Regions from separate parts of the Homo sapiens genome. Here region 2 is linked to region 1. Evidence: read pairs that join two places in POLR2A ChIA-PET (ENCODE). Cell type or tissue: GM12878. All regions are shown on one strand. Each heading gives the region's core, and the rest is flanking DNA. Links, peaks and the distances in the headings are about the cores only.

What was found. Peaks named below come from ENCODE experiments on the same cell type or tissue, not always from the same donor. Only the 100,000 strongest peaks of a DNase experiment are listed, where the experiment ranks them.
Region 2: POLR2A ChIA-PET joins it to region 1 with 8 read pairs; 2 of 35 experiments call an interaction of 5 or more read pairs at or near these places.

What each region holds. Positions count from the first base shown.
Region 1 is chr6:14,104,520-14,112,670 of GRCh38, reverse strand. LOC105374939 (a long non-coding RNA gene) reads right to left here. Exons shown (of 3, transcript XR_926500.3): 3 at 5,387-5,633. LOC124901265 (a long non-coding RNA gene) reads right to left here and starts at 3,908. Exons shown (of 2, transcript XR_007059464.1): 1 at 3,433-3,908; 2 at 863-2,525. RefSeq lists an enhancer at 3,480-3,619 and a cis regulatory region at 3,256-4,043. In GM12878, for the core only: no CTCF peak of the experiment used is centred there; DNase peaks (open chromatin) are centred at 2,510 and 3,430; H3K4me3 peaks cover 2,326 bases; H3K27ac peaks cover 3,167 bases.
Region 2 is chr6:13,985,112-13,993,262 of GRCh38, reverse strand. No RefSeq gene overlaps it. Among named protein-coding and RNA genes, the nearest start is that of RNF182, 64 kb to the right of the region's middle. RefSeq lists cis regulatory regions at 208-645, 3,497-3,597, 5,358-5,980. In GM12878, for the core only: no CTCF peak of the experiment used is centred there; no DNase peak of the experiment used is centred there; H3K27me3 peaks cover 422 bases.

The DNA of each region.
Region 1 (8,151 bases), core at 1,424-5,423:
GTTGAAATTTATCTCATATTGTACATCTCACTGCTTCTTTCTTGGTTCAATTCCTTCTGAAGTATATTGTTAATTCTTTTAGCAAAGGTCTTCAAGTGGAAAATGCTCTCTGTTTTTGTGTGAAAGTGTTTATTTTGCCCATATCCTTGAATCATAGTGTAGTTGTAAGTTGACGGTTATTCCTTCTCAGCACTTGAACATATTATTCCATTGGTCTTCTGGCTTCTGTTGTTGCTGTTGCAAAGTTCCAGACAACCTGATAACTCATTCCTTTGTAGGCAATGCTTTTGTCTTTGAGAATTTCTAAGATCTTGGCCTTTCTACTTGGTCTTTTTTTTTTTTTTTTTTTTTTTTTGAGATGGAATCTTGCTCTGTTGCCTAGGCTGGAGTGTAGTGGTGTGATCTCGGCTCACTGCAACCTCTGCCTCCCGGGTTCAAGCGATTCTGGTGCCTCAGCCTCCTGAGTAGCTGGGACTACAGGCACGTGCCACCATGCCCAGCTAATTTTTTTGTGTGTTTTTAGTAGAGATGGGGTTTCGCCATGTTGGCCAGGCTGTTCTCGAACTCCTGACTTCAGGTGATCCGCCCGCCTCAGCCTCCCAAAGTGCTGGATTACAGGCGTGAGCCACCGCACCCGACTGGTCTTCTTTTAGTTATACTGTGTTGTGTCCAGTAGAGGATTTCATGTTACTTAACCTGCTGTGGTTCATAACTTTCATTAGTCCTCATTTATCATGTCTTGAACATCTAATAGATATGGTTGGTCCTTCACAGTCCACACTCCTTGTCAGTAAGCCCTTCCTCTGCATGTTCTGTCTCTTCATCTCTCTGCACAGGCTTCTGAAGATTCCTCAGATCTTTCTTTCCATTCATTAGTTATTTATTTGGTAATATATAATCTTTGGTTTAACATAGTAAGCTTTAAATGATAATTTTTAAATTTCTGAGTTATATTTGATTTCCTATGTAGCTCAGTCTAATCTTTTTGATGTCTTATTCTGTTATGTTATTATTATTATACTTCTTTTATGACTTCTCATTTTAAACATGCTTATTTTTAATCTACCTGATAATTATATTTTATCTGAAGTTGTTGGCTGTTTCATATTGTTTTTTGTTTTGTTCACTAACTATTGGTTTTAGGGGTTTTTTTTTTTTTTTGGTTTTGCCTCCCAGACTGGAGTGTGGCAGCACGATCTCAGCTCACTGCAACCTCTGCCTCCCAGATTCAAGCAATTCTCCTGTCTCAGCCTCCCAAGTAGCTGGGCACCACCACGCCCGGCTAAGTTTTGTATTTTTAATAGAGATGGGATTTCACCATGTTGGCAAGGCTGGTCTCGAACTCCTGACCTCTGGTGATTCACCCACCTCAGCCTCCCAAAGTGCTGGGATTACAGGTATGAGCCACCATGCCGGGACTGTATGGTAGTTTTTAATTATAAGTTAATCTTTAGTTGGGACTTCATATGAGGGTATGCTAGGAGGCCTAGGATGGATGTACGGCCTCCCAGAAAGGTTTTATTTTTATTTCAGCCAGGTTCCCAAGGATATTATTGGTGTGTGACAGCATTTTATATTAATTTCTTGGTGGGACATGTCTTAGACCACTCTAGTAATATAAATTTAAATATCATATCCACGAGAGGGCACATTAATTATTATAAATTAATTTTAAGGGGAGCTTTTTTCTTTTTCTCAAGCAAGCTTCCCTGTCATCTCCCTGTGTAAGCAGGCAATGGTTTTCAGTTCATCCTTACACCAGGGTCTCAGTTCCAACTCCCTACTCTTCTGGGGCCCAAGCCCCTTCTTGTGTGCCTGCTGGTCATGAAAGCCTAAGCTCCTTGATTTAATAAATTCTAAAGTGAATTAATATTCCCATATTGGATTCCCAGCCTGGCCAACTGTCCTCCCCAACCTTACCTCCAGCAGCCCCAGGGGCAACCCAGACTGGTCATAGTTCTTCCTCCATTTTTGACCCTTCAGCATTCCCTTACTTTCTTGCAGGTGCAGCTAGGCATTTATTAGACTGGATTCAGCACTTCTAGAAATTTGCAACAGCTGTTTTTCATATTACATGGAAACCTATGTTGTTGAAAAACAGAAGTATCCAATCTGCTGCTCAATAACCTAAAAGCTTGCCATCACAGGAACCCCTTCTTAACCCACAGAGTTGAACGCCAAGGTGTATTTTCACACGTAGCATATTCTTCCTCATGTCCTCATACTGAGTATGAAGAGATCTCTGATGAAGGCCATTCCTGAGGAAGCATTTTCAGGCTAACTACAGCTACCTTATCATAAAAAACCAGACAGTATTTCGCAGCGTGTGTCTGGCGTGGGAGTGGGAGTGGAAATTCAGTAGCTCTGAGTCCTGACTTGTGTTCTTCCTCGAATGTACGAGAGGGGCTTACCCGTATGTTGATCTTCGCTTTCAGTGAAAAGGGAAAAGAAAGGTGAATGCAGAGGAAGAGCTTCTTGCCTTTCTGAAACCACTGGCTGTCACCTTCATGTTTTCTCTGCTGTGACTATAGAAAGAGAAAAACCGAAAATCATTAGAAAACATTGTGGTTACGCATTCTCACTGCCAAGGCAAGCATTTGGTAACCTTGGGCAAGGAACAAAGCTAGCCAGGTCCCTCTCCCTTTCTTCTGACCCTCAAACCTTCCTGTCTGATTGCAATTTGCATCACGGCCAGGGCTTCATCATTTAATTTATCTCAGAGAGCATCCTGACAGAGCATGGCAGAACATTGTGAACCTAGACATTTGAGAAGCTGGTCAGAGTTTGGGAGCCAGGGGAGAAAGCTCTAGAATGTTTTATTAGTTCTCTCACCTGCCCCTCCCAAGTCAGGGACTCATGGGGAACGGGTGTGGAGAGAGGGAAGTTTTAATTCACTATTAAACATTCACTAAGCAGCTGGTAAGTGGTGCATAAGAAAAGACCATTCTCAAGAAGTTTACACAGTAGAATACAGTTTCCTTTTTCTGGAGTTGCTGGGGGAGTGTCTCACTATGTTGCCCAGGCTGGTTTCGAACTCCTGAGCTCAAGTGATCCTCCCACCTCAGCCTCCCAAAGTGCTGGGATTACAGGCATGAGCCGCCGTGCCTGGCCATTGAATACCATTTCTCACAGTGGACCTTGCTTGCCTCTCTGGAGTTCTACACAGTTTCTCACTGAGGGTCTGGGGGGACTGGGATGCAGGGGCAGAAGGTGGTTCTACAAGGAGGGAGAGAACTAGTGATGGGAGAATTCAGGGGAGGAGAGAGGATTAGGAGAAAAAGGAAATGAGAGTAAGGCATGCCCTTTAAGAAAAAGTCCCGAGGGAGGGGGGCCAGTGAACACGTTTCTGCTGTCTGCCTTAGACACCTGTCAGATGCTGAATGGATCATAAATAGGCAGAAAGAAGTTTGTGATAGGCTGGAAATAGCTCACCTGATGACTGCTGCCAGCAATGGGGGCAAAACCCATGGTACTCCCAGGCACCCAGCTCTCTACCCAGCCTGACTTCCTGGCTGGACTGATCTGCAGGATGAGGAAGTTCTGTAAAAGGGGAAGGCGGGGGTTCCCCTCTGCCCCAAGTGTGCCTTCTGAGCCTCCTTTCCAGAGAAGGGCTTTTGAGTGAAAAGAACGCACTTAACCTAGGCCTGCCCACGGACTACCGCAGCAGCTGCCCCTTGTTGAGCTCTGGCTGAGAGTCAAGCCTTCTGTGCTCAGCCCCTTCTGACTCTGCTCCCCAGCGGAGAGCTCTTATCTGCTGGCCTCCAGGTCTCGGGTTCCCATTACCACAGCCCTTCCCTCAAGCCAGTAGAACCTTCGCGAACACCTCCACTGCTGGCGGCACTCCCCAGCGTTAAGGCCTGAACACCCATGGGCCATTGAGAACCACAGAAGGGCTGGAAGGAAAGCCCAAAGTGTGGCTATGTAAATTGTGTTTTTAAATAAAATTTCCCATCAGGTTTTTCCCTGAGGGCTACTTCTTAGTCACCCTGTACTTTCCAGTTATGGGCTTGTTTGTTCACCGAATGAACCAAATAAATAGAAATAACTCTTATTTCTCGTGCTTTGTCTTTGCTTTCTTTTTTTCTCTTAGAAACTAAAAGCCTGTAGAGAGAGTGTCCATCCTCTGCCAAGGAGGAAAGAGGGAGGTGAAACAATTCCTTTGTTGAACATGAGGAAGAAACCGCATAATCCAGCAAGTGACACAAAAACAAAACACAGAGATATTGGTCTCAGGCTTGATTTGAGGCACTTAGTGGAAAGTCTCTCCACAGGCACAACACAGTCCTTCAAGGACCATGTAAAGCAAGCCTCTTCTTTTCTCTTCTCTTCTCTTTTCTTTTCTTCTCTTTTCTTCTTTTCTTTTTTGAGATGAAGTCTTGCTCTGTTGCCCAGCCTGGAGTTTAATGGTGTGATCTCAGCTCACTGCAAACTCCACCTCCCAGGTTCAAGCAATTCTCCTGTCTCAGCCTCCCGAGTAGCTGGGATTACAGACACCTGCCATCATGCCCAGCTAATTTTTGTAGAGAAAGGGTTTCACTGTGTTGACCAGGCTGGTCTTGAACTCCTGACCTCAGGTGATCTACCCGCCTTGGCCTCCCAGAGTGCTGGGATTACAGGCGTGAGCCACCATGCCAGGCTGCCTTTTTTTTTTTTTTTTTTAAAGGCAGGAACTTCTATGCTGAAATCTCCTGCTTGTATGCTTCTTGCTGCACCTTTGAGCTTGCTTGTCCCTCTCTCTAGAAACTTCTTGCCCAGAATCACAGCCCAACTTCCTCATTCATTTCACCCAAGTGTGTTCAAATGTTACTCTTCCAGAAGAGTCTCTCTTGACCATCTATCTAAAAGATCTAAGCCCTGCACCATCCCTGTACCTTGTCTTAATTTTCCCCCACAGCACTTCTCTCAATCTGACATTATCGCACATATTTGTATGCCTATTTATATTTTTTCTCCTCCATTAGAATGTGGAGGCCATGTCTTATTCACTTCCTTTAGTCTCAGGTCCAAGAATAGCATTGGGCATGTAGTAGGTGCTCAATAAATGTTTGCTGAATTAATGTATCAATGAAGACAGAGGTACTTGAGAGAAATATTGTGGCAATTTGCATTATCAGCTTTCATTTTCACACCTTGTTTTCATGCTGTGAGAGTTGAGGCCAAACGTTAAGTCAGGGGACCCTCGCTTCCAACATCAATTCAAGTTTGAGGGGTTCCCAAAGCCACCCTTGAGTATGATAGTGCACTGAAGGGACTCATGAAGTGGCTGAAAGCTGTTATACTCATGGTTACCATTTATTACAGAGAAAGAATACAGATTAAAACCAGCTAAGGAAGAGAAGCCTAGGGCAGAGTCCAAGAGAGGTCCAATGTGGAGGTTCCAGGCATCCTCTTTTCATGGAGTCATGGACAGTGGTACCTCCTCCCAGCCATGATGTGTGACAATATGCATGGAATATTGCCAAGCAGGGATGCTCACCTGAGCCTCAGTGGCCAGAGTTTTTATTGCAGCTCAATCACTACTGCCCATGTGGCTGACATGATTCTCTAGTTCCTCCAAAGGCAGAGCTAACATCACCTCCACCAAATGCCTCCATTGCAAATCATATTTTTAGACTGTCAAGTGGCCAATGCCCCTAGACAAACAAAGACATTTCTATCAGTCTTGATATTCCAGGAGCCTAGGGGTTACCTCCTAGTAGTGAACGGCAAAGGTCAGACCTCTCTCTGGGTAGAGTTAATTCTTTACTCACACATGCCTTATAAATTTGCTGTGCCCTTGAGCTGTGGGTGGGAATAACTCCCCCACCTCTTGACCTTGGGTTTGTCTCATGAGTGGTGCAAGATCAGAGGTAACCAGGTCCATGCACATTTGTGTCTTTTCACATTGACAGACTTTTACTGATGCTATTTCAATCACAAAAGCCACTAGCTACATCAGGTCCCCAAGGAGGCAATTCTCGTTAGCACTTCCTGTTCACTGGGCAGTCAGAGTCACAGGCACAGAGGCTGAAGCCACTCCACAAGTCACTCTATATTGCAAATTATACATAATAGTACACCTAATCAATATATAAATGTTATGGGTTAAACATCTACAACAAACAAAATAACATTTAACATCAAGAGAAAAGAAATGGGAAAAAATGGTTAATGAACCAGTCCATGAAGAGCAACAGAGACAAAAAGAATCTCCTGGTCTGGGCCAGGCAGTCCAGTGGTCTTGCAAGGAACACCTTTGATGTGGGTAGAGCCTTTCGTGGCAGATGCCAGAGCCTTTCATGGCAGATGCCAAGGAGCTTATCTTGAGTGACAGCAAGACAGTGTTGATTAAGACAGCTGTTTCAGCCGGGTGTGGTGGCTCACACCTGTAATCCCAGCACTTTGGGAGGCTGAGGCGGGTGGATCACCAGAGGTCAGGAGTTCGGGACCAGCCTGGCCAACATGGTGAAACCCCATCTCTACTAAAAATACAAAAATTAGCTGGACGTGGTGGCACGCGCTTTTAATCCCAGCTACTCAGGACGCTGAGGCAGGAGAATTGTTTGAACCCATGGGGCAGAGGTTGCAGTGAGCTGAGATCGCACCACTATACTCCAGCCTGGGCAATAAGAGCAAAACTCCATCTCAAAACAAAACAAAACAAACAAACAAAAAACCACTGTTTCAAGCGCTGAAGTCCTCCTCCTGCCCTTTTTATGGCTGCAGTGTCCTCTGGTGAAGAATGATAGTGGAAGATTGTGCTTATTTATGTCCTTATCTGGTTGGTTGCAGTCTTTACTTATTAATTTATTTATTAAGCAAAATATCTTGTCCCTATTGGCAAGTGCCCTATGAAATGTAAGATGGAGTTTTTTTCTAAGATGGAGTCACTTATGTCAAGGGTGCTTCATACAGTTTGTAGTGTGACTTCTTGCCCATGGAATGAAGCAGAAATCAAGGTGTATTAATTCCACTTTCTCTCCTTCATCTCTACCATCATCATGAGAAGAACATGTCCAGGCTAGCCCATTTGTGCCAGGAAGAATATGAGAAACATATGGTGCAAAGTCAACCCATCCCCAATCTGAACCCAGCCTAGAGCCAGCCTTCATCTCGTGGGCTGACTATCTGAACTCCATAAATGCCTTCTGCTATATGCTGCTGAGATTTTGTGATTGGTTTTTAAGCAGCATTATCATGGGTATAATTAACTGATAAAGATATCAAACCCTTAAGGACCATTTATATTTTTCCATAAGTTTGCTGATCCTATTAGAGCTCCTTTGGCTGTCAAAAACAGGGTAGCTTGAGAAAATGGGCACAAGTTGACGAAGTTTGGATGAAAGCAGGTGATGAGGGAGGAGGCTTGCAAGATCTAAAGCAGTGATTGCAAATCCAGTTACCTACAGGGCCAGAAGGGTTATGTGAGGGAACAAAGAAAGCCAGTTACCTGACAATAAATGTGAACCATGTGAGAAGAAAAGCAACAGAGAGTAGTGAGGACTATGGCAAACTGGACAGTAATCACCCAACTAAGAGAAGCCACCACTTAGCTCCCACCAATTGTTGCTAATGGGAAAATGTCAACCAACGTCAAATCTTTCAAGTTTTTTTTTCAGAGGATTGGATATAGATATTATATGAAATCTCTTAAATGCTGCAAATGGTTGATTTTTGTTCAAAACACTTTTGCAAGACAAACCAAACACACCTATGGCTGTCTGTATGCAACCTCTCATTTATGTCATGATATACAACATCTGGTGGCAGCAGGCTTGTCTGGGACCTTAAGGAGAGGACGCTTGATGGCCAGGGTCAGCATGAGGTGACCAGTTCCTTGTGCGTGGCTGGGTGATGGGTTTTAGCTCAGAGAGGAAAAATCACACAAAGAGGAGAGCAGGCATAACAAGGGGATACCAAAGACAAACTTCTTCACCGTTATTTGGCCCGTGGCTGTTCCTATCACAGCTTAATGGGGCCACTTGAGGGTTCTGAAATGATTTGTTAACAGTTTTCAATGGTGGGGGTGTAACACCCGTAATAATCCGGCAAGGATCAAAGTAATTTACATGTATACCTCTCTGTAGGGTGCTGCAGAATGTTTCAGGAATTCAAGCAACATCAGCGGCAGCACATGAGTAGCCTCTGCCTGGGGCTCAGGAGCAAGGTGGG
Region 2 (8,151 bases), core at 2,208-6,207, 120 kb after region 1:
TTGTAGTTCCCAAAGTAAGAAAGTGCTCAAAAAGAAAAACAATATAAAAATCCACCATGATTAGCACGTGTCAAAAGGAAATACAAGCCAACTGAAAAACTTCTCAATGGCCAAAGCTGGAAGAATTTCAGCAACAAAATAAATAAAGTAGTACTGGATTATATCGCAAAGTATAAAATGTGTACCCATGAGTCCATGTTGAAATAACTAAAGATTGAAAACATGAATAAATGAAGGAGAAGAGACAAATCTCCCATATGGAAATATTCCAAATAATTGACTAGATGCTCTATGCTCAAGAAAATGGAGCATAACCCACACTCCTTAAGTGCAGGCTGCTCATAGTGACTTCCTTCCAAAGAGTACGGTGCAGAAAGTGGGGAAAAGAGTAGCCTTACAGAGGAGAAATATGATAAACACTGTGTCAGCCAGATGACCAGGCCATCAACCATGATGAGTCACGTTCATAGTCTGTATCATGATATGATGCAAGAAAATGGCACTTAATCTCTGTGATCTTGCTCCCAAGAACCCATAGCCCCTGTCTAATGATGAGAAAAACATCAGACAAGTTGAGAGACATTTTGTAAAATACCTGACTAAATCTGCCAAAGTCATGAAAAACAAGAAAAGCTGGCTGGGCACGGTGACTCACACTTGTAATCCCAGCAGTTTGGGAGGTCTAGGCAGGTGGATCACTTGAGGCCAGGAGTTTGAGACCAGCCTGGCCAACATGGTGAAATCCCATCTCTACTAAAAATACAAAAACTAGCCAGGTTTGGTGGTACTCGCCTGTAATCCCAGCTACTTGTGAGGCTGAGGCAGGAGAATCGCTTGAACCCAGGTGGCAGAGGTTGCAGTGAGCCGAGATTGCACCATTGCACTCCAGCCTGGTCAACAAGAGTGAAATTCCAACTGAAAAAAAAAAAAAAAAAGTCTAACAATCTGTCACAGCCAACAGGAACCTAAGGAGACAGGACAACTAAATGTAATGTAATTTCCTAGATGGGATCCTGGGACATAAAAAGGACATTAGAACAAAACTAAGGAAATCCAAATAGAGTATGAACTTTCTCAATAATAATTTATTAATACGGGTTCATTAATTGTAATAAGCATACCCTATCAATGTTAGATATTAATAAGAAGAGAAACTGGGTGTAGGGTATATGGGAATTCTCTCTACTGTCTTCTGAATTTTTCTGTAAGTGTAAAGCTTTTTCTAAATAAAAAAGTTTATTTAAAAAAATATTTACTTCAGGCTGCTTGCAAGCATAGCATTTGGCCTTTTTCAGAGTTTCCATTCCAAATCAAAAAAAGCTGAGATCTCAGAATCAGAGTTTAGGGAACAAAGAGAGGCATCCAGACATGGAGACATTAGATTGAAGTTGAAGTATACGACCAGTTTGGTAGAAGAATTACAGATAACATAATCGATAAAATTTAAGAGAAGAGACAGTGGAAAGTAATGTGAGTTAAGTATCTCCACTCTCAAAGACTGGAATCTATAGGTACTATGTAAAGTAGATACATTTTAATAATAATAATAATAAAACAGCTTAAAGGAAATACCTGTAAGGAATAGAGCTGTGTTTGGGAAAAGACAACTTTTCTTTTTCACCTGGTAGCATCCTGAATTTAGTCTCTAGATGAGCACAACAGAGTTGCTATGGCGATTGACTGAAATATGCATTTTAAGACAGTTACCCCAGGCCGGATGCGGTGGCTCACGCCTGTAATCCTAGCACTTTGGGAGGCAGAGGTGGGTGGATCATTTGAGGTCAGGAGTTCAAAACCAGCCTGCCCGACATGGTGAAACCCCATCTCCACTAAACAAAAATTAGCTGGGCATGGTAACGGGCACCTGTAATCCTAGCTACTAGAGGAGGCTGAAGCAGGAGAATCACTTGAACCCGGGAGGCGGAGGTTGCAGTGAGTTGAGATTGCACCACTGCACTGCAGCTTGGGCGACAGAGTGAGACTCCATCTAAAAAAAAAAAAAAAAAAAAAAATGGCAGTTAACCCAGAACTAAGAATATATGTAAGTGCTCAGTAAATCTTTGACAGTGCTATCATTTGCAAGTCTCCCATGCTACAGATGCTACAGGAAGAGGGAACAAGGCCTTACATTCTTCAGAGGATTTACAATTCATAACCATCAGTAACTTAAAAAGTTCAGAAAAATACTTTGTTGCTCAACAGAGCACGTCACTTCAGGTTTGTTACTCCTTAATATATAGCATGTTATAATTTCACAACCCAAAGTTATGCAGTAGTTGGCTGATGTACCAACGTCAGATGCTTGTACAGACGCAACAGACTCTAGTCCCACATTTACCTGCACAATTGAAAACAAATGATGCCTGACAAATGTTTAATTATTTCTGAATTTTATATTAGAACAATGTCAGCATCTTGCAAAATAGATTTTGATGAATACTTTGGCCACAATAAACCTTTTAAAAGAAAAACACTGGCTTTTATGATCTGAGATTTTCAGATTATGAGATCATTAATCACTCCAAGTGTTACGTCTCATTTCTACCCGAGAGTTATTTTATACCCTTAGGACCATGACATGTTTATTAGACTTAAGTTAAAACAGAGAATGATTTCTGCTCATGGTTATTCAAATTCCATTAAAAATAACTTCTAAGCCAGTGACCATTTTTCCATGTCTCCATTAAATATAGGAAATGTTAGAGCGAGTTGGAAAACAAATCTACCAGACTCCCCTGCACATTTTTCACACCCTAATGTAGTGAGATGATATTAACAGCCATTGATAAAGAATCTCTCTCTTTGGTGAGATTGCTACTGAGGATGTGTGTCTCTTTTGCAATTCTGAACTCCAAGTGAACCCATCCATGCTCCAAGTAGAATGGGTATATGGCACTGCATGTGCTTTGGGAACATTTTTAACTCTCACTGCATCGCGTGTATACATTAGAAGAAAAAGTTCTAACATTTCTGGAACCCATGGGAGCTTATTTTGAATCACTACAGCCAATAAATGTAGTAGGCATATATTTTACCGCAAGTTGCCCCCAAGCCTGCAGCAGGAGCAAGTGGAAAGGCAGGGAGGAGAGGAAGGGTAAGCTAATTCTTGCAGAACAACCTTGGAAAAGCTGGAGAATTAAAGACACCAGCTACCTGTGACTCTGGAGAGGACCAGGCCATTGAGAGTTGGCACCCAGAAAATTCGCCTCCCAGATCCCCTTGTCTATTCCTCCATGAAGCCTGGCAACTGCTCCTCCCCTGCCCTGCTGAAGACCAGAGAATGTCTGTCCTCAGAGACACCACATGCACCTGAGGGTGGAATGAGCCCTGCTGAAAACAAAGGTATTCAATGACAGGCTGCATATTGAGAAGGGAGTCTGACATCCTCCTTCCTTCAGCTTCCAAGACACTGGCAGCGAGGATTATCCTCTGTGGTGAGATTCGTCAATATAAAAGAAAGACCTACATGGATTGAGAATTGGTTATCTGCCAATAAAACAGGAGACACCTCCCCGGAGGCCCATCAGTTGACAAGCCCCAGCCATGCATACACAGCTTCCGACTAGTTTGTTTAGCTCCTCACTAAACTGAAAAGACAGCTAAAGATCAGATACTTGAAGGATCGTCTCCATGAAAGATAGGGACCAAAATAAACAGACAATATGACTCAGAGGAAATAGCGCAGGGAGCAAAAGAACACATAAAAACTCTAAAATTAATATTCTCACAAAAGAATGAGAAGAAATAAGAAGAGAGTATCATTTAAAAAACAACAACAAAAGAAACATTCAGAGGACAAGAAAGCACGCTAAGAAATTAAAAATGATGGCAAGCATGATAAAGTTAAAGAGAAATGTTGATAGATAAATTTGAGGTAAATTCTCTGAAATCAGATTAAACATGAAAGATGAGAAACAGGATAAGAAACTCAGAGGATCAACTCAGAAGGTTCAAAGGCTGATGGGCAGGAGTTCCAGAAACAAGAAGAAAGGAAACATAAAGAAAGCTATTTTGTAAAAAAATTAAAAAAATTTTTAAAATGCAAGAACATTTCTAGAACTGAGGGACATGAGCTTCCCAATGGAAAGGGCCTATTGAGTCCCTAGTAAAACAAATGGGGGAAAACAGCTGCACACTAATTTTTTTATTGCGACATTGTGGAACACTGTAGATAAAAAGAAGACCCTAATGGTTTTCAAAATGGAAAAATAATGACATACAAAGAATCAGAGATTACAATGCTCATTGTGAACTTTTAGAACACTGTGGAGAAAAAAGAAGACCCTAATGGTTTTCAAAATGGAAAAAAAAAAAAAAAGACATACGAAGAATCAGAGATTAGAATGCTAAATAACTCCTCTGCAGCAAAGTGGGGATTGAAAGGCACCAAAGCAATGAGGGAAGATGATTTCTAACCAAATCATCGATCAAGCTTAGGGCTAGAGGAAAGACATTTTGAGATGAGATCAGGCACGTTCAGAGTGGTATAGCTGTAGACGGAAAGATATTTTCAGACATGCAGGGTCTTAGCATTTTTACCTCCATGCATCTTTTTCTCCCAGCAAGCTAGTAGAGAATGTGCTTTCTTGTCAAAAAATGAATAAACCTAGCAAAAGACGGCAAGGGACTCAAGAAAAGGGGATCAGAGAATTCTCAGGATGCGTGGCTGGCAGCTGTGCAGAAAGTAACTAATCTGGATTAAATCAAGAGAGTGAAGGGCTCCAGGAGGGCTGTCGCCATGAGAGTAAACTGGCACATTATCTATCACGTTTGACAGAAAGGAAAGGTTTCTTCAATAATCATAGACTCTGGGGATGCTTCAGTTATACATACAAAGAAAACTAAGCAAATTCTAAAATGAGGCAATTAATTCCAGGGAAAACAAAAAGTTGTATATGAAAGAAAATGTATTCACAATACACTAGAACCTCAGCTATGAGTGATATTAGATAGTCATAACAATCTAAACACCAAATGTTGATTTTACCAAGAATTGTGATATAATTATATTGGGAACATGTAAGAAGTGAAAGAGTGTGTGTGTGTGTGTGTGTGTGTGTGTGTGTAGGGAAGGTCATAAGAAAATTAAGTCATTTTCCACAATAGAATATCGATAGATAATGGCTAAAATTGAAAAAAAATTAAGAAATTATCATATAAGTACAATTTTCAGAAATATGGAAGTAAAGAGAAAGAAATATTTAAGAGTAGAAAGTGGTTGCCCTTAGGAGGACAGGGAAGGATGGTTCAGAGGCACCTGTTTTTCATTAAAAGTGCTTAATACTATGTAACTTTTAATACCATGAAGATGTACAATTTTAATAAAAATAGAAGTTACTTTTTTGAAGAGCTATCAGTCCCTCTGAGAAAGCAGTTTCAGTGAAGTTGTAAAAGCCAAAACGCAAGCCACTCGAGAGCATGCATGGGTGATGAGAGCGAGTGAGTGAGAGGACGGCGTCGGGACCCATCACCAGAGTGGAGGTCCATGCACTGAGGGAGCAGGGCATGCAAACATCATCTTCCTGGATCTGATCATGATCCCAGGTACCGAGGAGGTCAGAATGTCATAGGGTGCTCTTTACACGATGCAGTAAAATTGCCTCAAAGATGATTGCAACTATCCAGGTAAGGGTCTAGATTAGGGTGCTGCACAGGGTAAGGAAAGATTATGTGAAAGCCTCCTGATTCTGATCATTTGTCACTCAAGTACTGACCTCTCACCTCAACGCTCTTCCTTTCCCTAATGACTACAGCCGTCTGCTTGTATATGATAAAGCTCTGTGTCTGCTTATGAATAAGTTTTCACTTCTCACATGCTTTGACCTTACTTCTCGAGAACAAAATGGGATGTTGAAGAATGTAGGTGATTATTTCATATCCTCATTACATATTTTTGTAGCTAGACATAGCTTCTAAGCATAAAATAATCTCTGTCCCACTGCATATTTTGTTGTCCATAAAATTCAGTAACCCATGTGGGAAAAATAAATTGACGGCTATTGACAAAGAGACAGGGGAGTGTAGGGTAAAAAGCAGACTGGGACTTCAGTGGTCCTTATTAGAACCTATCTCTCGCCTTTGTGAGAGGGATCATTTCTAAGTGTTGGTTTCATCATTTAAAACAAGGCAGCTTATAAGTGTGGGTTTAATCATTTAAAACAAGGCAGTGTCTACGTGTTGGTTTGATAATTTAAAACAAGGCAGTTGGCCTCTGATATATAAAATCTTTCCAGCCCTAACGTTCAATGACCAAAACTTTAAAAATCTGGTACATGTTTTCCAACAGTTGGAATATTAGGTCTATTCTGAGAATTAGCTGTGGAAGTTTCATAGGCTCAAAAAATAACTAGCACTTAATTATTCCACTTGAAATCTCCTTCTACATATATTTAGATATTTAGTAGGGGCTAGAGACAAAGCTTGAATATGTCATTCCATGAAAGTCTGACAAGAATTGTTCATTGTAAATTGTTTTATGTTGGGAACAAGTGTAGGGATCAATACTCCTTCACTATCCATGCTCCTGGTGGTCTGTTCCTTTGCCCCTTTGCACTTTGCCACTCTCCTGGGATGCACTGCCTAATTGTGACTTTTTGACTGCCTTTTAGATTCATGCACTGGTTTCGTGATTTCTGTCTGCCTTCAGATTCTATATTATGACTTTTATCAATTCTGTATTGCAGAGTTCACAAAATATGCTCCACAGAACACTAATTCCACAAAATATTAATAGATGTTTTGAGAAAGATTTCCATGGTTACATAGTTTGGGGGAAACATTGGATTGGACTGCTAAATAAGTTTCTTTAACCAAATGACTTCTCAGGCCCTTTCCTGCAGCAACACTCATGAGAATCTCTAAAAGAAAGATGCATAGGCACAGCTTCTGAGCAGGCACAGCCAGGAAGTCCTCCTTTCCTGGGCCAGCTACTGAGACATGTTTTATGTCATATATTTTGAAACTACTGCTTTAATCAGATACACCTTGGAAACATTATACTTGTCTTTATATCCTTCCAATGAGTTGTGACATGTATGGATATCTTGTCAAAGAATCAAGAAATATTTATATGTTATGCATCATAAGTAGTCAATATTTGAGTTAAAATAATGAATCTTTAGGTTTCGTATCAAAAACTTTGGCAAGGTTCCCATTTGGGATATAAAGCTGTAAGTAGGAAAGAGGGTTGTCTTCATCCATTTTTGCATTACTATAAAGGAATACCCGAGGCTGGGTAATGTATAAGGAAAAGAGATATGTTTGGCTCACAGTTCTGTAGGCTGTACAAGAAGAATGGCACCAGTGTCTGCTCAGCTTCTGGTGAAGTCCTCAGGCTGCTTCCACTCATGACAGAAGGCAAAGGGGAGCCTGTGTGTGCAGAGATCACATGGCCAGAGAGGAAGCAAGGGAGAAGGGGGAAGTGCCAGGCTCCTTTAACAACCAGCTCTTGGGGAACCTAACAGAGCAAGAACTCACCCTCTAGCAGGAGAAGAACGGCACCAAACCATTCATGAGGGATCCACCCCATGACTCAAACCTTTTGTTAGGCTCCACCTCCAACATTGGGATCAAATATTTAACATGAGGTTTCGGGGGACAAGTAAGTATCCAAACTATATCAAAAGTCTGGTAATTAGCAGTGCCACCTTCCTCCCGTTTCAAGGACAGAATTTAATATTCTTTGGTCTCCCAATGACCACTTCTCCGTTCTCCACTCTGGCAACAGAAAAATCCCACAAAAGTAGGGCATATTGTTTATTCCCTCTTAACTGGTGATTAAGAGTTGGTCAAATTATAGGCTAGAAATAATTTCATAATTTTTAAAATTCTAACCAACAATAAAATTTGTAATGACAGTAAATTTAACCATAGAAATACACAGTTCAAACTGGAATCTCTTGGAAAAAAAAAAAATCACATCAGGTCAGGCGTGGTGGCTCAGGCCTGTAGTCCCAGCACTTTGGGAAGCCAAGGCGGGCAGATCACGAGGTCAGGGGATTGAGATTATCCTGGCCAACATGGTGAAACCCTGTCTCTACTAAAAATACAAAAATTAGCTGGGTGTGGTGGCACATGCCTGTAGTCCCAGCTACAAGGGAGGCTGAGGCAAGAGAATCACTTGAACCCAGGAGGCGGAGGTTTCAGTGAGCC